Linked DNA regions of Mus musculus: region 1 is linked to region 2. A link is a loop called in an ENCODE intact Hi-C map of the cell type or tissue named here. Cell type or tissue: heart. All regions are shown on one strand. Links, peaks and the distances in the headings refer to the core of each region. The heading gives the core; the rest is flanking DNA. Region 1 overlaps 1110038F14Rik (RIKEN cDNA 1110038F14 gene). Region 2 overlaps Gm52199 (a long non-coding RNA gene).

What was found. Peaks named below come from ENCODE experiments on the same cell type or tissue, not always from the same donor. Only the 100,000 strongest peaks of a DNase experiment are listed, where the experiment ranks them.
Region 1: it touches region 2 in a loop (2.0-fold over the local background); 9 of 42 quality-filtered maps call a loop at or near these places.

What each region holds. Positions count from the first base shown.
Region 1 is chr15:76,949,985-76,961,728 of GRCm38, reverse strand. It overlaps 1110038F14Rik (RIKEN cDNA 1110038F14 gene), which reads right to left. Exons shown (of 5, transcript NM_001347540.1): 5 at 10,750-11,480. The coding sequence ends at 11,341. Among named protein-coding and RNA genes, the nearest start is that of Gm46534, 7.5 kb to the right of the region's middle. In heart, for the core only: CTCF peaks have their summits at 5,681 (motif pointing left) and 6,553 (motif pointing right); no DNase peak of the experiment used is centred there.
Region 2 is chr15:76,996,982-77,008,725 of GRCm38, reverse strand. Gm52199 (a long non-coding RNA gene) reads left to right here. Exons shown (of 3, transcript XR_003951577.1): 3 at 3,948-5,167. It overlaps Gm35933 (a long non-coding RNA gene), which reads right to left. Exons shown (of 3, transcript XR_384211.4): 3 at 11,736-11,744. Among named protein-coding and RNA genes, the nearest start is that of Gm52199, 12 kb to the left of the region's middle. In heart, for the core only: a CTCF peak has its summit at 4,651 (motif pointing right); DNase peaks (open chromatin) are centred at 4,795 and 5,345; H3K4me3 peaks cover 407 bases; H3K27ac peaks cover 2,976 bases; H3K27me3 peaks cover 698 bases.

The DNA.
Region 1 (11,744 bases), core at 1,721-9,720, 47 kb after region 2:
TTATTTTTCCCACACAGGTTATATACTCATTGGAGCAGGAAGGGGGGTGAAGAGCAGTCGCTTTGTCTCTGGGTAATGCATCTGTTCCCAGTAAGGGGATATTGACAGTAAGGGGTAAACAGTTCAGCAGGAAGATCAGAACAGAGTGGGTTATTAGGCACCTATCCACAAGATTTATAGCTATTTATTCTCCTCTGACTTCAAGATCTATGTCTATTTGTTCTCAGCTGGGCTGGTACTTTCCCACAGAGGCCAAGACTTTGTGCCAGCAAGCACTTAAGGCAGTTAATGTTCAAACAAGGTTGCTCCCAACACTTTTTTTCATATCTACCTACAGTTTATATTTGCTACTGGGTAATGGTAAAAAAAAATAATAATAATAATGGCTTGATCCAACTTACTGTCTGCCAGCCTTGAATTTTGCTGAGAGAATTCTTTCAATATTGTGAGACAGCCTACTGCCAGTGAACTGTCTCATTGTATTTTATGATCGAAATGTCTTGGTTTCTTCCTCACCTGAAAGGATAGTTTTGCTGGACATCGATCTCTTAGCAGGTGGTCGTTTTCTTTTTATTTCAGCTTTTTTTTTTTCCTTTAAACATTATAGGCCACTGACTTCCCTCACCATGGGTTCAGATGTCAGCTGTGGAGCTTTAAACATGAACAGCTTCCATTGTTTCTCCGGGATTCTCTTAGCCTTTAGCTTTTACAGTTAGATGATGGTGCATCTAAGCATAAATCTCTGTGATTGTAATCCTACTTCCTGTGTTCCACTTGTTGGATTCATCAAATTTAGAGAGTTTCTGGGAGTGATACACATCTCTTTTGTTTTGTTTTGTGTTTTGTTTTGTTTTGTTTTGTGCCACAGACCCTCTGGGCCCCTTTGTCTTCGTGGAACGTGTCTCTAGTCGCAGGTGGGCAAAGCGTCGGATGGAATGACAGACAGATGCACACAGGAGAGGTTGTGTAGAATCTGAATTTAATTTGTCAAATCGAGCATCAAACTTTTTATACAGAAGACAATAAGGAAGTTGGGTGACACACTCGCAAGGTACAAAGAGGTTACTGGATTCTTACATAAAACAGAGGAATGCAAACACAGAACGTCTAACAGGAACCACCTGGGATAGAATTCATTGTTAACAACTGGAATCAAAAAGAACTCCACCTAAGATTCACTTAATCTTAGAAGCCAGGGTCAAGGGCTTCGTGCCCTTGCCATAGTTCCTATTTTAGTCTATTGTATAGTCCACCTTTCCCTTAGGCCATTGTAAATACGTGTGTATGGGTGTAACTCAGCTATCTATAGTTCTAAGTATCTATTCTGGTTCCTCTTTAGGTCTCAAACTTCCTTCTTCCTAGAAGATGGTAAATTCCTGTGTAGGGCAGTGACTTAGCTTTTATTCAAAGTGATAGTGTACTACCAGAGGCAATTCTGAATGTCACTGAATAGGCAACATTCTTCCTGAATTCCAAGCCCATGGTTAGCTCAAGGACTTTCTAGGACATTGGAACACTGGCGAAGGCTTTAGCTATGTCAGAATTCAATCTTAAAAGGCACTTATAATAGGATAATACTAAAAGAGAGCACGTGGATCCATACACTAGACTAACACGGGAATGGAATATTAATATATGGGTTAGAGAGAACGCCAGACTCCAGGAGTGAGTTTCCGTGAAACTCTTTTTCCTCGTGAGTAGCTCCAAGCCTCTCGGCTTGTCAAGCTGACTCGACCAGAGTGCATGGCAGTTTTGTTTTTGTTTTTTCAAGACAGGGTTTCTCTGTGTAGCCCTGGCTATCCTGGAACTCACTCTATAGACCAGACTGGTCTCAAACTCAGAAATTCACCTGCCTCTGCCTCCCAAGTGCTGGGATTAAAGGCGTGCGCCACCATGCCCAACAGTGCACATCTCTTAATTCCAGCACTCTGGAGACAGAAGCAGGTGGGTCTCTGTTAACTCGAGGCCAGCACAGTTGTCATGATTTGAATATGCTTGGTCCAGGGAGTGGCACTATTTGGAGGCATGTTGGAGTAGATGTGTCACTGTGGACATGAGCTTAAGACTCTCATCATAGCTGCCTGGAAGTGAGTATTCTGTTAGCAGCCTTCAGATGAAGATATAGAACTTCCAGCTCCTGCATCATGCCTGCCTGGACGACGTCATGCTCCTGCCTAGACTGAACCTCTGAACCTGTAAGACAACACAATTAAATGTTGTCCAAGACTTGCATTGGTCATGGTGTCTGTTCATAGCAGTAAAACCCTAAGACAATGGTCTACAGTGTAAGTTCCAGGACAACCAGGGCTACACAGAGAAACCCTGTCTCAGAAAAAAAAATGAACAAAACAAAACAAAACAAAAGAAGAAGAAAAAAACATCCATTTTAGCTTTCATTTTCTGCTTTCATGGAGCCATAACATTAAGTAACAGTCAAAGTTTTAGGTCCTTCCTGAGCATTTACAAACAATGGACCTTGTAGACTTCCATGATATGCTTGTGGTTTTCAAATCCCCCTTTGGACATCTTTTTTACGACGTTTCCTTTAACCTTCAAGAAGTTCCTTGTGCCTCCATAGCTCACTACCTCCCTTAGGTAGCTGATATAAGATCATCTCTGATGAATCCTTTCTACAAATATTCAAATCATTTCCACTAAGGAACAGTTGGATTGGGTGAGTTCTGAGTCAAGTCGCACACAGACAGTGCTGTGCACTGTGATCTCAGGGAGCTGTCATGCAGGTCAGATGACATCAACTCTATGGAAATGGGGTCTAGAGGGAGTTCTCACCCTGTTCTGCTTTCCTGTGGGTGCTGGGCTGCTGTGGTTGCAGGATGGTAGTCCTTAAGGTTAATGTCTTAGTTAGGGTTTCCATTGCTGTGAAGAGACACTATGACCAAGGCAACTCTTATAAGGGACATCATTTAATTGTGGCTGGCTTATAGGTTCAGTACATTATCATCAAGTTGAGAACATGGCAGCATCTAGGCAGTCATGGCACTAGAGGAGCTGAGAGTTCTACACCTTGATTCGAAGGCCAACAGGAGAAGACTGGCTTCCAGGTAGCTAGAAGGAGGGTCTCAAAGTCCACCCCCCCACACAGTGACACACTTCCTCCAACAAGGCCACGCCTACTAATAGTGCCATTCCTTGAGCAAAGCAAGTTCAAACCGCCATCATTAATACCAAGCTGGGCATGAAGTGGTGGTAGTAAAACAGAGTAGACCACTAACTGCATGCGTTGTTTCAAGGGATATTTATCATGTTCCTTGAACAACACTCTCCTAATGCTGCAAGCCTTCAATTCCTCTTAAGGGCTCTGAAAAGTTCCTTAGGGCTGGTTTTTGTTTGTTTGTTTGTTTGGTTGGTTGGTTGGTTGGTTTGTGTTTTGGTTTTGGTTTCCGTAGCTGCGTTGTTTCACAAAGGAAACATTTCCAGCATCCGGCTCTGCTGCTCTGCTGCTTCCATTCATCCCTGCCTGCCTGTATAGCAAGCATTTTAACAGCATCCTTTACTATGCTGGAATGACACTGATTGTTACTATGACCTGCCCAAATGCACATTTTCAAAATGATCAATGTCATGATCTGATTCCAGAGGAAAGTTGTTGAGATCTTAATCCCACAACCCACCTCCCACCCTCAAACATAGCTGTAGCCATTTTGTTCCATGCCCAACAGTTATTTCATGCTGTTGCTGTAATATGCCTGCCAGTCACTGACGCAGAAAGAAAGCTTGACTCAGAGAAGGGTCATGCTGATCACATACCCTGTCATGTTCTTAGGCGTGTTAAACTTAAGAAATTCAACAACTGTAAGTTCCACTTAGGACCAGGTCAGTTAGAACTGTTCTGGCTAGCTAGCCAAAGTAGCTGAGTCAGAGCTGACCATCCGGCAACATTTCCTGCACCTGCATTATGGTTTTTGCGGTTTTAGCCTTCATAAGCTTGTAGAAGATGATATTCGGGGGGGGGGGGCTGGAGAAATAACTCTGAGGTTAAGAGCACTGGCTGCTCTTCCAGAGGTCCTGAGTTCAATTCCCAGCAACCACATGGTGCCTCAAAACCATCTGTAATGAGATCTGGTGCCCTCTTCTGGCATGCAAGCAAAACACTGTATACATAATAAATAAATCTTAAAAAAAAAAAAAAAAAAGCCAGGCGTGGTGGCGCATACCTTTAATCCCAGCACTTAGGAGGCAGAGGCAGGCAGATTTCTGAGTTCGAGGCCAGCCTGGTCTACAGAGCGAGTTCCAGGACAGCCAGGACTACACAGAGAAACCCTGTCTTGAAAAACCAAAAAAAAAAAAAAAAAAAAAAGATGTTCAGGGCTATAGCCTCAGCCCAAGAATTCTGAGCTATGGCCCTGATTGATCAGTCTCAGGGCGTGCTGAAGTGGAAATTTCTGGTTTCTTTGGAGACCCAGTTGTGTCACGTGATGTCTCTCTGGGAACTGTCTTATGAGAGGATGTTTTGTTGAGGGAGACACATGGGGAGATGTTTTATTGAGAATAGATACGTGGTGTTTTTCTGGAAGCAGCCTGGGAAGGGAGCATGTGATATTTTTCTAGAGCAGACACTTGCGAGAACAAGTGATGTTTGGAAAGAGTGTAACTATAACCAACAGTGCACAACACTGGATGCCTTGTCATTCTTTACTGAACAACAGGCAGAGTTTTCGTTTGTGTGAATGGCTGGTGGAGCATTCAAAACCAGCATGCTGTGGAACTGCCTTTCACATCATTATCCCCTGAATATTAACCTGCACTCCACAGTCACTCAAACACCTGAGACAAGCTCCACACACCTGGCCCATTCAGACACCTGAGACAAGCTCCACACACCTGGCCCATTCAGACACCTGAGACAAGCTCCACACACCTGGCCCATTCAGACACCTGAGACAAGCTCCGCACACCTGGACCTTGGAAACCTTTAGAACACACCCTGGGGACCAGGACTGCTCCTTTGCGATCAGGGCTTTAAGGAGAATGTTCATTGTTTTATTGCTGATATTGTTTGTTTATTTGTGGATTTTACTGGGTTTTTTTGTTTGCTTGCTTTATTTGGTTTTGGTTGGTTTTTTTTTGTTGTTGTTGTTTTTTTTTTTTTTTTGGTTTTGGTGTTTTGTTTTTGTTTGTTTCTTTGTTGTATCTGGTTTTGTTGTGTTTTTGGTTTTGTTTTGTTTTGAGTCAGGGTTTCTCTGTGTAACAGCCCTGCAACTCTGTAGACTAGACTAGTCTGGAACTCACAGATGCCCTCATGCCTCTGCCTCCCAAGTGCTGGGATAAAAGGCATGCGCCACCCTTACCCAGCTGTTGTTTTGCCTTCCAATTTGAGGGTCACCAAATTCAAAGATGGGTCTCCAACCAGTAAAACAAACCGCTGACCACATGTCGATATGCAACTATGCTACAGTCACAGCTTGTAGGAAATTTAAAAACAATCACTAAATAATTTGAGGATGTGTTGGCAGATGTTTAAATACTTATTTATTTCCTTTTTAATTGTTTAATGGATTTTATTTAGCGCAATCAGATGAACAAATATGGAAACTGATCTACTCAGAAAAACATCATTTCAGGCTTGAGAGATGACTCAGAGGTTAAGAGTACTAGGTGCTCTTCCAGAGGGACTGAGTTCAATTCCCTAAAACATCATGGTGGCTCATAACCACCTATGATGAAATCTGGTGCCCTCTTCTGGCCTGCAGGCATACATGCAGGGAGAACACTGTATACACAATCAATCAATCAATCAATCAATCAATCAATAGATAAATCTTTGCAAGAAAGAAAGAGAGAGAGGGAGAGGGGTAGGGAGAAGGGTAGAGAGAAGGAGAAGGATAGGGAGAGAGAGAACACTTCCGTCTTCTTAAGACCCCAGTGTTAAGTGCAATGCTGACATCTTTCTGAGTTTGGCTGGCTCAATATTCTGCTTTCTTAGCAAGATCCTTTTGGTGTCTGGGTCAAATTGCCTCAAAAAGCCCTCCCATTGTCCCCACCTGAAGATAACGGTGCTGTACAAAGAAATGCCGGCATCATGACCTGGTATAAGAAGCCAGTCCTGAGAGCCATTTTGACAGACGAGTGATGATTTTATGGTCTCTAAAGGTCCTAGCAAATGGATCTCTACTTGGTAACCACCACCAGCTTCTGCAAGCTGTGTCTTGTAACCACCATCACCTTTATCTGACCTCTTAGATATATGTGACCTAGTTAGGCAGCATTGCGAGGTAATGCAGGCGCTAGGCTCCTGCATTCGTTCTAATGGCTCTCAAACCACAGTCCTTTACACACCTGCCCTTTGTCTGCAGCACCCGCTTGCTCTAAGTATATATTGCTGACAAGCAGATATTCTGAGGCATGTATTTCTTACAGTCCCCCCAACAGCAAGAACAACCTGCCTGGGAATTATATCATTTATATTAGATTTATATAATCTATATCATTTATATCAAAGTTGATCCTTTCCTATATCAATCACAATCATGTGGTCTTTCTAGATAAGATGAATGGAAGGGGAAGAAAGAAAGGAAATTCTTTTTTCTTCCACCAGGGGGCACCACGACAATTTTCATTTTCAAAAGAAACTATATGGGCCAGCTTAAAAAAAATTTCCAAATTGGAATATTGAAATAAATGGACAAAATTGAAGCAGGATTATCTTAACCAAGACATTGATTAACTTGTGACTTTAAAATTCCTATAAAATGATTCATTTTGCTAAGAATATGTTAATCTCTCTCAGAGACACAATGTTGGGAAATTAAAAATAACTTAATGACCAATGGGTGAAAACTATACATTGTTATCATCCCTCAAGTCTCAATCTAAACAGGATTTTTCCCTCCTTTTTCAGAAATCATGTCAGGAATTCTACAATACCTCCTAAAGGACAACAGTTTATTAGAGATCACAACTTCCGAAAGAATGATGTGTTAACAAGATGCCTAATGGGAGCCCTGTCCATAGGCACTGTGGCAGAGGTGCCATGGCACACAGGGACTGCTAGAGCTCTGGCACTCATTCATTCTTTCATTCATTCATTACCACTACTAAGGACCAATTACAAACTAGATTCACAGGATCTAGGGTTATAATGGTATGAGAAATATTGGGATTTGCCTTAATGGAACTTGACATGTAAAAGAAGACCCTAGCAGGCAAATAAAACCATATACATTTTCCCGTAGAGAAATCAGCAGGAAGCCCCAGCCACTCCCTACCCAGTTGGTGAGGGAGTGGAGGCAGAAGTTGAAAGAAAGAATGCCTGAACACTTTTATCAACCCTGCCAGGGTTGACATCCGTAGTGTACCCACTTACAAAGCACACCATTGCGTTGATGCCAAGCGGCTCACACTGTCCTTGCCAGGCTGCGTTTAACAGTCTGCTTGCACCAAGTCGGAGAGATGGCTTCTGTTGAACTTTCCCACACTCCATGGCCATGCTTCTTTCACACTGTAGCTTCGGTACAGTGTGAACCAATTTCATACATTTCACCAGCAGGATATTCAGTGAGACTGTTTTTGTAGCCGGGCAGTGGTGACACACACCTTTAATCCCAGCACTTGGGAGGCAGAGGCAGGCAGATTTCTGAGTTCAAGACCAGCCTGGTCTAAAGAGTGAGTTCCAGGACAGCCAGGGCTATACAGAGAAACCCTATCTCAAAAAACAAAACAAAACAAGACTGTTTTTATCGTTGGTTTGTTTGGCTGCTCTGTGTGTGTGTGTGTGTGTGTGTCTGTGTGTGTGTGTGTGTGTGTGTGTGTGTTGTTTTTGTTTGTTTTTTGTATTGTTTTTTTTAAGACAGGGTTTCTCTGTGTAGTCCTGGCTGTCCTGGAACTCACTCTGTAGTCCAGGCTGACCTCAAACTCAGAAATCTGCCTGCCTCTGCCTCCCAAGTGCTGGGATTAAAGGCATGCACCACCACTGCCTAGTTAGTACTAAACCAATGTTAGCAGAAAATACACCCTCTTCTGCTTGGATTTCTCTCTTTCTTTTCTTTCTCTCTCTCTCTCTCTCCCTTCCTTCCTTTCTCCCTACCTCTCTCTCTCTCTCTTTTTTTTTTGTTTGTTTTTTTCAAGTCAGGGTTTCTCTGTATAGCCCTGGCTGTCCTGGAACTCACTGTGTAGACTAGGCTGGCCTCAAACTCAGAAATCTGCCTGCCTCTGCCTCCTGAGTGCTGGGATTAAAGGCGTACGTCACCACTGCCCGGCGCTGTCCAGTTCTTGAATACATACCAAAGGTTAAGAGAAAGACACACCTTGTATTGTTATTTTTCTTAATCCATTTGCCATTGCTCTTAGATTTAAGGTATTTTCATACACACAGCTAGGGAGCATCTAAAGAGGACTCATGGGTGATGGGCCAGGTGTGAGGGAAGGGATACCCACTTAGCAATGTGAGAGCCACATCACTGCTGAGCAGTCGTGTTCTCCAGGAGTCCCCTCCCTGAAAGTGTAAAACAGAGCATGACAACTGTGAAGCTGTAAGATGTGTTTGTTTGTTTGTTTTTTGGGACAGGGTTTCTCTGTGTAGCCCTAGCTGTCCTGGAACTCAGAAGTCTGCCTGGCTCTGCCTTCCGAGTGCTGGGATGAAAGGTGTGTGCCACCACTGCCCGGCGAAGCCGTAAGATGTTACCATCTGTCATTAATTAAAACAGAAAGAGCTGTTCTCACATACTTAGAATTCATTGTTAGCCCAATGAGTTTCAAGTAATTTCACTGCCGACTTTAATGCCAGTTTATGCTCTAGTCGTCTGAATTAAAGTCAATCTGCACCAAAATAAAAAATACAAAAACCCCTTAAGCACAACTAAACTCTGTTTTATGGAGCTAAGAGATATCAAGCTGCTGAAACAGATGTTTTTAAAATTGACTATGGAATAGCTGTCCTCTGTTTCTCAAGAAGAACAAATGCACTCTTAAACCGTGGTTATTCAGAGTAACCCAGACTTCCCAAAGGCTTAAATAGTTTGGAATGGCTCCAAACCCAAAAAGGGGTATGAGAAAAAGGAAAGGGTAAGGAGCTAGGGAGAGTGGGAGAGGCTGGACCAACAGAGAGCCAGTCAGCTTTTAGAAGTAGATCAGGAGCCCTAGCAACAATGAAAGGATGCTTGGAGATTACATCTGATTGGCTTACCAGCCAGAAATGGTTAGTTCTGATTGGCTGGTGACGATGCTTCCAACCAGTCAGCCTTTTGCAGGGAAGTAAATTTATCTGGCAGAAAGGACAGGCGGTAGAAGCCAGCAAGAAGAAAAAGAAAGAGACCTGGACAAAAGGACAGCAGATTATTTGTAACGTGGTGGCAGCTGAGACGAATGAAATCAGACACCTATTTATGTAACAGCTTACTGTTTGCAAAATGGGTTAGCATTATCTCCACACGCTACTATCTTGACAGGGAGATTTCCCCCTAACCCTTAGCTAACCTTAGTACCCTAACCCATATAGACCTACAGCCAGAACCCAAACTCTAGACCCCAACCCTCACCTAACCCTCGACTTACCCTAACACTAAGTATTGAATAGTGTTGAAAAAAACAGAGCAGGGCTGGAGAGATGGCTCAGCGGTTAAGGTCATGACCGCTCTGCCGAAGGTCCTGAGTTCAATTGAAGGAAAGGGAAAGGGAAAGGGAAAGGGAAAGGGAAAGGAACAAACAAACAGAGCAAGCAATAAACAATGACATAAGTTTCTGGCCTAAGCAACTAGATAAGACAGTAAATATCACTGACTAAAAAGCACACGGAGACGGGGGACCCAATTAGGTATTTCTGTAACAACGCTGAGTTTGAGCTGCCCACAAAATACTCACCCAGAAAGGGCAAACGCAGCTGGACTCCAGGTTGTACTTAGTCTAGGATATGAGTTTGGGCAACGCCAGCAGACCACAACGGTGTGAACACTGCTGGTTTACCTGAAGATCTGAACTCAGTGGAGCAGTGGGTACAGTACAGATGTCAACCCTGGCAGGGCTGGCCAAATGGCTGAGTAAAGGCAACTGCCACCAAGTCTAGAGACTGCGCTTCCACACACGTGCAGGACATTTGATCACACTGTGAGCCCTGAGACTGTATTACTTACTGCAGAAACCTGTCTTTAGTTGTGGTGTGGCTCGGCTATAGCTCATGCCTTTAATCCCAAATCATGAAGGTGGTTTGTAGAAGGAAGCACAATATTGGAAAGTGACTTCTGAGTGGCAAAGTGACAAATCAGAAAGATTTGACATAATAGGATATGGAAGTGAGAGGAAAGGAAAGTTACTTAAGGGGAAGGGGGAGGAGCAGGGGCAGGGGAGAGAGGGGGTGGGGAGGCAGTTTTACCAGGTTGCAGAAAGAGAACAAGCTAGACACAGGTGAAGACAGAGTGAGCTAGAGAATGAGAGGAGCCAGAGGATTAGAACGGATTGCCAGAGTTAGTCTGAGGCCAAGCAGAGCTAAAAATAAGAGGCTGAGAGAGAGAAGCCAGATTGAGTCAGTCAGCTAGCAGAGGCGTTTGAGTCAGAACAGCTGAGTTCACAGAGCTCAGAAAGTGCTAAAAAGGGTGAGCTTATTCAGCAGTAGGTCTCAGACACTGAAAACATTCTAGGCCTAGATAAGACCAAGCGAGAAGCTTCCAGGTCTAGGCCTAGGTTAGCAGACGAAGGCAGTGAGCCTCTGGAGACAGTTACACCAGGCAAATAAAAGATGCTTTTATACACATAGCATGCTCATACTCACACACATAAATACCACTCACACACATAAAGGTTGTGTTGTGTTTGTTTTGTTTTGATGCAGTCTGCTAAGACTCAGCTCAGGCTAAGACAGTGAGTAGCTTCTTAGCTCCTAAAAACAAAACGTGGCTTGATGGAGACCACACTGGCTCCAGAAGACGACAACCTGCTGAGGGAAACAGCAACAACAGCAGCAAAGGACTAAGTCCTGGATCAGAGCTGGACCAAGCAGTCTTGCCTCCTCTAACACATTCGGAACTCTCTCTCTCACACCATCCTATTTCCTTAGAAAAGATTTATTAAGGCGATATAACAATATACAAAGCACTAGAAAAATGGCCTGAGCATCTTTTCAAAAGTGAGCCCACTGTGTCCACAACTTCCCCACAGTTCCTTATCATCAGCAGCTACTCTGCACCTCTCTTCTGACATGAAGAACATTTCCTTCAAAGGTTTCCACATCCACATAGCAGCCTCACATAGGCCAGCCGCTTCAGGTCCATGCTGCAATGAAGGACAAACCAACCCCACTTCTGCTGAGAGAATTCCTGGGAAGGCCCTGCAATCAGGACACATCCCCACCCCACCCTGGAGGGGGATGAGCGGTCCAGCATGTAGGAGACCCTAAAAGAAATTGAACCGAAACTCTTCGCTGGTCAAGTCCGGAGTGGTTTTGGCTCTTTCTGCAGGACGAGGCCTGCAGACCCTTCCGCTCTTCTTTCTGGTGGCCTCACTGACGAGCTGTACCTGGGCCGAATGGGTGGCTGTAGGAAGGGGGAGCAGAGAGTCAGAATAGCTAACTTTCATCCATGCAGTTACAATTACCCACACAACTTTCCTAACTAAAAAAAAAAAAAAAAAAACTGAAAAATTATCTTAAAGTAAATAATGTCATTCCCATATGAGACTCAAGAGATGTAGTAACTTATCAAAAATGTTATATGATCTAAGTAACAAAATTTAGATCATTTTCACAAAATGATATGTTGTATGATCTAAGTAACAGATCCAGGACTTATGTCCAAGTT
Region 2 (11,744 bases), core at 1,547-9,546:
ACCAAGGCTGCCCAGTAACTCTGGGCTCTAGGCCTAAGAAAGGTGACCAGGGTCCTTAGAAGTCTTGCCAACATCTTCCACATACCATTTTCAGTTGCTGAACTGTGTGGGCTCAATCCAGTACTTTGATCGATCTGAGCCTCTGTGGGGAATTGCAGGCTGGTCTCCAGTGGAGCTGAGGTCTGAACCCTGATGGTCATAATTCACCTTCATGACACGGTAGGCGTTCCCTCATGCTCCTGGAACTCTGGCCTCTGCCTAAGTTACTACCTCCCACAGCCCCCTCAAGAGAAGCATGGTCAGTAGTCATGTAAGCAATGGCCCAAGCTTCTGACCTTCAGGCTAAACTCCTCCCCAGTTAAGACCATAAAAAGGGCTGTTCAGCCCCCACCTCACTCTCTTATGCTCTCACTCCTTTGTCCTCTTACCTCTCACTTCTCTCACTTCTCTTTCCTCTTTCCTTTCTCTTTGTTTTCTTCTTTCCTCTCTTCTCTCTCTCTCTAGCCTTCTCTCTCTCTCTCTCTCCCTCTCTCTCTCTCTTTCTCTCTTCTCTCTTTCCCCCTGTCTTTCTATAATAAAGCTCTTAAACCATAGTGAGTCTCTGCTCCATCAAGATCTGCTGTGCACTCTGGTCAGTGTTGGGAACCTCTTCCCTTATCCCTCTCTCCTATAACCCCAGCACGACAGGGTGTCGCCTCAGGGTCCCTTGTCCACTCCTCGCCGAGTGGGGTCAGAGGCTTAGATGCCCATCCAGGGCTGAGTGGAACGTGTCCGGCAGCCCTCCAATGCCTACGTCCACCTGCCCAGAGCACAGGAACTCTGGCCGGACATTGGGCCCCTTTTCCCTTCCCCTTCTTCCCCTGGGCCCCCCCCCCTTTTTTTTGTTCCTAACAAGTCTCAGACCTCTCCTCAGCAGAAACAGCTTACTCTGCTTTGAAAAAAAAGGACCCAAGGGCCAATGAATCAAGACCAATGTGGGTCAGCGTGTGTGGCTAAGAAGCAGGGGGAATAGAGTAACTGGTGGGGGGCAGGGCAGGCTGGAGTATACTGGGGCATCAGAGCTCAACCCTAGGTATACAAAGACCCACTGAACTGCACACTGCCAGCCCAGAGGATGAGGCTCTCATGATGAGCTGAGCCCGTGTGTGCTCCTACCCCAGAAACTCGGGGTCCCTCCTGATTACTCACGGTGCCCACAGCCCCATGGCCTGTGTACAACTGCAGATACAGGGTGATGTCAACTCCTCGGTCTTAATGAATTTGTGTGCTCATTGAGGGAATTGAGGGATCACATGAGGTCACCGGGGAGACACCAACCACCCAGGGTCCAGAGTCTAGAACCCACGAACACTTGGGGAACAGGTTCCATTGTCCCTCCTATGTTTTCATGTGACATTTTCAGAGGCATAGAGCAGGTAAGGAACTTGCCTGAGGTGACTGAGAGTAGGAGCTGGAGCCAGGACCCAGGCAAAGGTCAACCCCCGTGAAGCTCATTCAGCTCTGAGAAGCTCAGTTTCTTTCCATTAACCCTTGACCCCGGGTGCTGTGAGGACCCAGAAGCCTCTAGAGAGGCAAGAACAGCTTGAGCCCCCCCCCCCAAGGCTCCATCTTTGTCCTGCCATTGTCTTTGACACAGACAATAGAGCCCCTGAGTCCTTTCCTGTGCGCACCATGAGGTGCACGACCTCATCACCCTGGGGTATATGACATCAGTGGGCTTACAGGAAGTGCAGCGATGGTGGTCACCTGGAATCCTGGTGCCCCGAGCCTGCTCCCAGCCACAGTGACTAAGCTGCATGGGAAGGAACTGCACAGAAGCCATTCCCTAGACAGAGCACAGCATAGCACTCCCATGGGCTATGATTACAGCCAGCTCTGCTGCCCACACTGATGTTAATGCCAGCGTCAGCCTCAGCCAGAATTAGGGGCATCAGGGACCCTGTCCTGACCCAGATGTCAGCCAGGGTCATCCAGGCAGGAGGTGACAGCCATATGGCCAGTGGAGATCCAGAGCTGCAAGATATCAGAGTTTCTTCAGGCAACCTGTTCCCATTTCTGCATCCGTGGAATGGGTACAGGCGATGGACTACTCAGAAGGTCTCTGTGATAATCAAGCTCAGCTCAGTGCCAGTGCCTGGCAATTAGCTCTGGACACCCAATCACCCACTTATCTCCTAACAAAATCTGACATCTAAGTTCAGCATCTTAATGCAGCTTGCAGGGACACTCGTAGTTCTGGGGACTGGGAATTTGCAGGAAAAAGCAGCTGGCTCCGGTCTCTCCTGCAGAGTCAGGCTTCAGCCCCTGAGCTAGCCTGGAACATGAAGCTCTACTCCTATATGGCTCCTCCCAAGGCCAGCAGGCTTTCCTCACAAGACCTTCCACCCGAAGAGCCCTTGCAGTACCACACAGGATTCACCCAAGCCATCTGAGAAGCCACAGGGAAACCACAGAATCATTATAACCTGGCCTCAAAAGTCACAGTGACATGTTCTTATTGTCCTGGTGGCCTTGGGAGGGCCTTGACCAAGCCCTCTGCCCAGTAGAGAGGTGAGTACCAGGAGAGAGGATGTTGGGAACCCCCTGTCTGGCCAATAGTGTGGTTCTCCAGGGTTGAAACACCTCTGCAGATGGGACTTGAGCACCCCCAGGCTCTGTGTGACCACACTTTGTCCCTGGTGTATCACAGCACCAGAAAGGGAACTGATCCCAGGCTAGTCGTTTGAAGACAGGGCACTATCCACAGCAACAGGAAACAAAGCAGACGTGACCTGAACCTCAATCACCTAGGAAGGATTCTCTCTCTCTCTCTCTCTCTCTCTCTCTCTCTCTCTCTCTCTCTCTCTCTCAATATTAAAGATTAGAGGTCAGGTAATTTGCCCAAAGTCACACAGTAAATGAAGGTCATGGTTTCAGCTCCGACACATGGGGATTCCACAAGGAACACCATCAGCCAGATATGTCTGGTTTCAGAGCCCATTACTTTAAGGGCAGCTCCCTCTTTGTATATATATAATATCCTGTATATAATATATATTTTAAATTATGTTTGTATATATAGGTTTATGTGCAGTTGCCTGCAGAGGCCAGAAGAGGAGGATCAACTGGAGCTGGAATTACAGGCAGTTTGTGAGTCCCCCTGGACCTGGTCCCCACCCTGTCTTCAAAAGACTAGCCTGGGTTCAGTTCCCTTTCTGGTGCTGTCATACACCAGGGATGAAGTGTGGTCACACAGAGCCTGGGGGGCTCAAGTCCCATCTGCAGAGGTGTTTCAACCCTGGAGCACCACACTATTGGCCAGACAGGGGGTCCCCAACCTAGGTAGGGACCCGGGTGAAAGAGCAACAAGCTCTCTTAACTGCTGAGCTGTCTTTCTAGCCCCAGAGCTCCCTCTTCGTCTTGGTCTAGCTTTCTGCTTCTCAGTTGCCCATAACCAACTCTGTTCTGAGCATACTAAATAGAAAACTCCAGAAATAAATAGTTTCTAAGGTATTTAGATTTTTGGTTGGTTGGTTAGCTTCTTTGATACAAGACCTCACTAATGTAGCTCTGGCTGGCCTGGAACTCATTATGTAGTCCAGGCTGGCCTGGAACTCACAAAGAGTGACCTGCCTCTGCATCCTGAGTGCTAGGATCAAAAGCCTGAGCTACTGTGCCCAGCCAGTTCCTAAGTTTTAAATTGTTTAGCCAATTTTAATAATAGGATAAAAATTTCTCACTGCCACACTGTCTTGACCACACCCTTTATGTACTGTTCCCACACAACACAGGCTACCTGCCCTTTAGACACTCAGTAGCCATCCTGGTTATGACATAAGCTTGTCATGATGTCATCGTGAGGGCAATGATTTATGACAGTATATTGCAATAATTCATCTTTTTATGATATCAGTTACTATTGTTTTTTTTTTACTGTGACTAATTTATACATTAAATTTTTATCACAGGTTTGTATGGTGTAGGAAGAAAAAAAAAACCATATTGTGGATGGAGTTTGGTTCTGCCCATAGTTCCAGACACCCACAAGAGCATCATGGGATATACCTCCTGCAGATATCAGGTGCTTCTGTATCCTGTTCATCTCTTACAGCATCTTCTGTTTGCCTGCGTCATTGGACTGCGGGGTCTGCTGCAACTTTAAGGGCAGCCACGGAAAACAAGCTCATTTGCAGAGCGAACAAATAATATATCGAGCTCCCTGAAAGCAAGACCTTCACAACCATGAGCTTTCTCTAGCCTTGGTTGTCCCTAAGACTGGGGGGATTTCTCTAGTCATGTTTGTCTTTCGGGATGATGGGAGCATTCTGGCTATGGTTTGATCTATGGAGAAGCCTTGACTATCACCTTAGCCTTCTCTCTGGTAATTCAGCTCCCACCTGGTCCTCAGGTGTTGGCTCCCAGACCAAATCCTGCCTTCCCTCCGACCCCTATCCACTCACAGAGCACACACAGCCTTCCAGCTCAGACTCCGGGTAAGCCTCGCCTCTTTGAGAGACCCTCAACACTCAGGGCTGCCCTTGACTGGACAGGGTGTGCTTCAACCAGGCTTTAGTTTCCTCAGCTGAAAAAAACAGTCATCTTGCTCAGGTTGTCCCTTAGTCCTGTGGTTCAGAGGGTGGGGAAAGGCAGCATGTCTCTTCATTGCCACTAGATGGCACCCAGGGGCCACCCATCTCCCTGAAGATGGGACTCCGAGGCATTCCAACCAGAATCCTGAGCCAAGGTCAGTGCATGAAGGTAAGGGGGTCAGTTTAGGAGATCGCGGGGGACATCATGAACTTGGCAGTTCCCAGTCACACCCTCCTCTGAGTGAGTGCCCTGGCTCTCCTTGTCAGTGAACTTCCTGGGTCTCAGAGACCTAATACTGGCACCTCATACAATGTCCTTGCTGACTCTTGGCACAACACAGCCTTCCTAACAACACCCTCTGTCCCTGATGTCATCAGTGTTACTTTGGGTCTCAGGGTCTCAGGATCTCCCCTGGGGAGAGGTCTGGGCATGGTGCCTAGAAATCTGGATCTGCTGTTGGCTGTCCTCTTGCTGTGTGACCTTTGGCAAGTCACTTTCCATCTCTGGTCTTCTGGTTAACTATAACCAGCCTCAAGAAGCTTAGAGTGCCATGGAAGAATCAAGGTGTCCTCAGTTGAAACTACTCAAAGGTTGGGAGGGCCTCAGATCCTGAGCCATGGTCTAAGGAGTGGAATGGTCATGTCCTTCTAGGTCCTGCCTCCTAGAAACAGGAGAGTCAGATTGTCACTAGCTGTCATCAGAGGGACTTAGGCTTCCAGGATAGAGGAGGGTAGAAACTGGATCAGGGGTGGGGTTGTGTCCAAGACCACTCCGTGCCAGCGGTGAAGTCAGGCCTTCTTCCTGCTGAGCAGATCCCCTCCAGCTGCCAAGCCCTTTCAAGGCGAGACATTTAGTTCTTTTAGGCCATGCCTAGGGAGTCCACAGGGATGTATTCAGCTTTGGTCTTTGCTGAAGGCCTGTCTAAAAAAGGTCCTTTCTCAGCTGGGATTCTGACCCCATGTTGTCAAGAGCTGGGCAACCCACTGCTCTGGCAGGATGCAAAGCTCCCTCCTAGACAGCTGGCTACCTGCCCTTTAGACACTCAGTAGCCATCCTGGTTATGACATAAGCTTGTTATGATGTCATTGTAAGGGCAATGATTTATGACAGTATATTGCAATAATTCATCTAGGTGTAGTGGGACATGTCTACAGTCTAGGTGTAGTGGGACATGTCTACAGTCTAGGTGTAGGGGGACATGTCTACAGTCTAGGTGTAGGGGGACATGTCTACAGTCTAGGTGTAGTGGGACATGTCTACAGTCTAGGTGTAGGGGGACATGTCTACAGTCTAGGTGTAGTGGGACATGTCTACAGTCTAGGTGTAGTGGGACATGTCTACAGTCTAGGTGTAGGGGGACAAGGCTACAGTCTAGGTGTAGGGGGACATGGCTACAGTCTAGGTGTAGGGGGACATGGCTACAGTCTAGGTGTAGGGGGACATGGCTACAGTCTAGGTGTAGTGGGACATGTCTACAGTCTAGGTGTAGGGGGACATGTCTACAGTCTAGGTGTAGGGGGACATGGCTACAGTCTAGGTGTAGGGGGACATGGCTACAGTCTAGGTGTAGGGGGACATGGCTACAGTCTAGGTGTAGGGGGACATGTCTACAGTCTAGGTGTAGGGGGACATGTCTACAGTCTAGGTGTAGTGGGACATGTCTACAGTCTAGGTATAGTGGGACATGTCTACAGTCTAGGTGTAGGGGGACATGGCTACAGTCTAGGTGTAGTGGGACATGTCTACAGTCTAGGTGTAGTGGGACATGGCTACAGTCTAGGTGTAGGGGGACATGGCTACAGTCTAGGTGTAGGGGGACATGTCTACAGTCTAGGTGTAGTGGGACATGTCTACAGTGTAGGTGTAGTGGGACATGTCTACAGTCTAGGTGTAGGGGGACATGGCTACAGTCTAGGTGTAGGGGGACATGGCTACAGTCTAGGTGTAGGGGGACATGGCTACAGTCTAGTTGTAGTGGGACATGGCTACAGTCTAGGTGTAGGGGGACATGGCTACAGTCTAGGTGTAGGGGGACATGGCTACAGTCTAGGTGTAGGGGGACATGTCTACAGTCTAGGTGTAGTGGGACATGGCTACAGTCTAGGTGTAGTGGGATATGTCTACAGTCTAGGTGTAGTGGGACATGTCTACAGTCTAGGTGTAGTGGGACATGTCTACAGTCTAGGTGTAGGGGGACATGTCTACAGTCTAGGTGTAGGGGGACATGGCTACAGTCTAGGTGTAGTGGGACATGGCTACAGTCTAGGTGTAGGGGGACATGGCTACAGTCTAGGTGTAGTGAGGCATGGCTACAGTCTAGGTGTAGGGGGACATGTCTACAGTCTAGGTGTAGGGGGACATGGCTACAGTCTAGGTGTAGGGGGACATGGCTACAGTCTAGGTGTAGGGGGACATGGCTACAGTCTAGGTGTAGGGGGACATGGCTACAGTCTAGGTGTAGGGGGACATGTCTACAGTCTAGGTGTAGGGGGACATGGCTACAGTCTAGGTGTAGGGGGACATGGCTACAGTCTAGGTATAGGGGGACATGGCTACAGTCTAGGTGTAGGGGGACATGGCTACAGTCTAGGTGTAGGGGGACATGGCTACAGTCTAGGTGTAGGGGGACATGGCTACAGTCTAGGTGTAGGGGGACATGTCTACAGTCTAGGTGTAGGGGGACATGGCTACAGTCTAGGTGTAGTGGGACATGGCTACAGTCTAGGTGTAGTGGGACATGTCTACAGTCTAGGTGTAGTGGGACATGTCTACAGTCTAGGTGTAGTGGGACATGTCTACAGTCTAGGTGTAGGGGGGACATGTCTACAGTCTAGGTGTAGGAGGGAAGGTTGTGATGACGGTTCTTAGGCTTGGATCTGCCCCATGAAGCTTTTTACAGAGTTTGGATGCTGGGATACAGGGCTGAAGGGCTATGACTATGCATTACCATGTTCCATCGTAGCCCTAAGGGCTAGGGACGTACCAGAGCACATGGCATCTCTCTTTCATACTTCGTGAATGTTCCTGGAAGTCCTGTGGCTGTCTGTCTTAGGGTTTCTATTGCTTTGAAGAGACACCATGACTGTGGCAATTCTTATAAAGAAAAAACATTTAATTGGGGCTGGCTTACAGTTTAAGCAGCTTAGTCCATTATCATCATGGCAGTGTGCAGACAGATAGTCATGGTATTAGAGAAGGAGATGCGAGCTCTACATCTTGATCTGCAGGCAGCAGAAGGGACTGTGTGCCATACTGGGAATAGCTTGAGCAAATGAGACCTCAAAGTCTATCCCCACAGTGACACTTCTTCCAACAAGGCTACACCTCCAAATAGTAACACTCCCTGTGAACTAAGCATTCAAACGCATGAGTCTATAGGGGCCATTCCTATTCAAACCATCACATTGTCATTGTCAACTTGCAACTTCAGTTGCATCCCCACCCAGCACCACCTAGCCTTCTATCTGTCCATCCCTCTATCTGCCTTTTGATCCATACATCCTTCTCCCCCATAGACCCTCCACCCATGTCCACCCAGCTACACACTAATCTAATCCTCCGCCATTATTCCTATCTGCTCTCTCTTTCATCCATCTACATCTGTCTGTTGCCAGTCTACTCACAACCACCCACCTATTCATCCATCTGTCTGCCTTCCCACCCATCCATCTAACCATTGGTTAACCCATCTACAAACCCATCCACCCTTCACCCTTCTACCCTTCCCAGGCTTGCAGTTGCTCAGCAGATCTACTGACTAGGAATTGTAGGTCATGGGTGGTCACCCCACTTCTTGCTTTGGATGCAAGGACATAAGACATCCAGCAAAGAGGTGTAGCCCTGCAGAGCAAGAGCTGTGTCTATTACCTGCCTGCTATGTGCTCTGGTATGTCCCTCAGTTTTCCCATCTATTTAATGGGCCATGCATTACAAACTAAGTAGCACATGAATGTACTCAGCACAATTGGGCTCAGGGATTTGGGAGCTCTACTGTCTGGGTTAAATCCTGGTTCTATGACTTTGAAAGCCGTATGACCTTGCTCAGGAGACCTAAGCTCTCATAGCCACAGTTTCTCAGCCGGACACAGGGTTGCGTGGAGGGCCAAATACAGACATGATGCTAGTGCTGGAACACTCTTTCTACTCATCCTCAACCAAAACAATCTGTTAAAATAGGTGTTGCTAAAATTCCTTCCCCTGGGAAGACTTAAGCAACATCTACCCTTTCTCCTAAGGTCCCAACGACAAACCAAGGCACAATTCCACCAAGTTCATTCCAAGGAACCGAAGACTTAATTGGGCATCTTTCCTGAGCCTAGGTAAGGGAATTCCTTACCTGTATATAATACTCCTCCCACAAGCACTGCACCTGAAAAGCGTTACCTAGCAGGGATGAGGTTTTCCCACGTGGCTCCACTCGAGTCTTCCCCCACACGCATGTAACCCCAGGGATCATACTCTATTTCTTTTTACATACTCTAACCCTTCCCCAAGGCCCCACATAGAGTTGTCCGTCAGTAGGGAGGAGCAGTTGGAAGCTGTGAGTCCGAAGGTGGGGGTCGAGGGTCTAAACTATCAGCAAGCCTGCCCGGAATAATCTCAGGCAAGGAGACACAGCTGAACGGCCCAAGATGGCCGTCTCTCAGATCAAAGGACAGCCAGTCACATCAAGGGGAGGGGGGAATAAGTAAGGCTCAGAGAGGTAAAGAACTGGCCTGCGGCCAATCGGCCAGGAGAGACTGGACTGTATCCAAGTGTCCTGAGGCGGGCAGCAGCGATTGGTTCTCACAGGGGCCCGGACCTTACTTGTTCCCATGCCCCGCTCTGGCACACAGTGGTCTAGATTTTATTCCTGTCCTATCTGGTCACTGAGCTCCCTTGATATTTCAAACCCCAGGGGCTTCTGTGTGGCACTCCCAGTCTGAGGGCTCCTGAGCCTCCAGAGATCTTCAGGGATAGTTGTGCATCACCGCACGATCCCGATTCCTCATCCCAGCCCGCCACGGGGAGAAGCAACCAAGCTTCCCTGCACAGCGCCCCCACAGTCTCTGCTCCCTTAGGGCACAAGGGATGCCCGAGGGTGGCATGGGCGGGGAGTCGGGGAGGGCAGGAGCTACTCTTGGCTGTCTGGCAACCCTCCCTCCTGGCAGCCAGCTCCCGGCGGCTGCAGCCCCAGCTTACAGTGGCTTTGAGCACACTGGGAAAACAGAGGCACCTCATGTCCCCCGGTCACAAACTGCTTTTCCACTCTCAAAGGGGACAATTGTTCTGACCTCCTGGGACCGTGAAGGTGACAGGAGTATGTATGTAAAGTCCCCAGTGCCACTGACTCTGAAGACTTTCAGCTCCTTTCCCCCTACAATGGAAAAGAGCCTGCGGGAATCCCTAAGCCGGCCGGCCGGCAGCATCCATTAGGAGACTCCAGGGCACTGGCTCTCAACCTGTGGGTCACGACCCCTTTGGGGTGGGGTGGGGTAAGCATATCTGATATTCTGCATATCAGGTCTTCACATGATGATTCATAACAGTAACAGATTTAGTTATGAAGTAACAATGAAATAATTTTATGGCTGAGGGTCGGCACAACATGAGGAACTAACTATATGGAAGGGTCTCTTGGGGCTTGAGAGGCAGAGGCCAGGATCTTTTCCATACCATGCATTTGGATTCATTCCATCCCAATTCCAACACATACCTGCTGAGCCTACTGGTTCAGATCCAGTGCTGATATTGCAATAGTGAGCATATTGATTGATGTTGGTCATAGGTGCTGCAGTAGAGAGAGAAGCTCACCAAAATGCTAAGACTTCGTTTCCAAAGGAGCAGAGGAGTTCAGCCTTCTTGGGAAAGACTGACACCCAAGTAGCTCACTCCGGTTATTTTATTCAAACATTATACAAGGTTAATTGGGGCTGGGAAAGATTCCAGCTGCCAAAGTTATCTTGCCCTTGCTTCCAGTGTGAGCAGACAACTATTAAGGCCTAGGTAAATTATTAAGGCCCTAGATAGAATGTTAAGGCCTAGGTAAAATGTTAAGGCCCAGGTAACTGTTACATGGCTAGCCTACCATTATAAGGAAATGTTCTCATATTTTTCTGCTGTTACTAGGGAAGTTTCTAATGCCAAGTTGATTACATGTTCTGTTATGTTCTGTGTCCTTGAAAACCAATCAGGATGGAAGTCAGTGGAACTGCTTGTACCCACAATAGGCTTGACCCCAGTCAACCACCCAGCAGCAATTCCTGCACTTGTGTATACGTTTTTACGGTAGAAGCTGCCCCTGGGGTAGACCTTAACATAAGAGAGACACCTGCACCGATATAAGAGACTATGTGGAATAAGGCGTCCATTTTGAGTCACGGTCACGTAAAGTTTAAGTTCCCAAGACCTCCCTGGGAACAGACATCCTACTTGGCAGAAAGAGACATGTATGTGGATAACTGACATCCTGGTTAGCAAGGCATGAATGTTAGACAAGGCAAGCCCCCTGCCACAGTTGAATACCCCAACCAATGGGAGCAGGATAAATATACAACAAAGACTTGTTCCTAAGGAAATCCTTATCCCTAAATCCTGATTGGTGGGACAACTTGACACAGATGTTTGTAGATCTCACGCTTTAAAAAGCCCTGTAGGACCTTAACTTGGGGTCATGGTTCAATTCCCGAATCTGGACCATGAATCTGATCAACCAGCCCTGGGGCACATTCTCAATAAACTATCCCTGCCTGACTGAGATGGGTGTTAGTGTGGCTTGGGAGGCGATTACTGGGCCCCTATAACAATTCACACAAATCTCGGTCCCTTTTGAATAGGGCTAGCCATAATCAAAAGAAAGAACTCTGGGTTTGCCAGGAGTGACTTTGTACCAAGGTCAGTACAGCTGCATGTTCTCACATAGCTCCAAGGGCAGATTCTCTAGAAAGACAGCATTGCTTCAAGGTTCAAACAGTCTCAAAGCAACGTCTCAGCCTCTATTGATCGACCCAAACATAGCAAAGGCTTTGCTAAAAGAAAGCCAGACAGAAAGACTTTGCTCTGCGTTTCACTGTTATGTCCAAGTTGCAGGGACCCCCAAAGACCACCGAGGAGCCAGTTCAAATGCAAACACACAGGGTCTTTTATTACAAGGTCCCAAGCAAGGTGTTTCACTGTCCCTGTCACAGAGGGTCAGA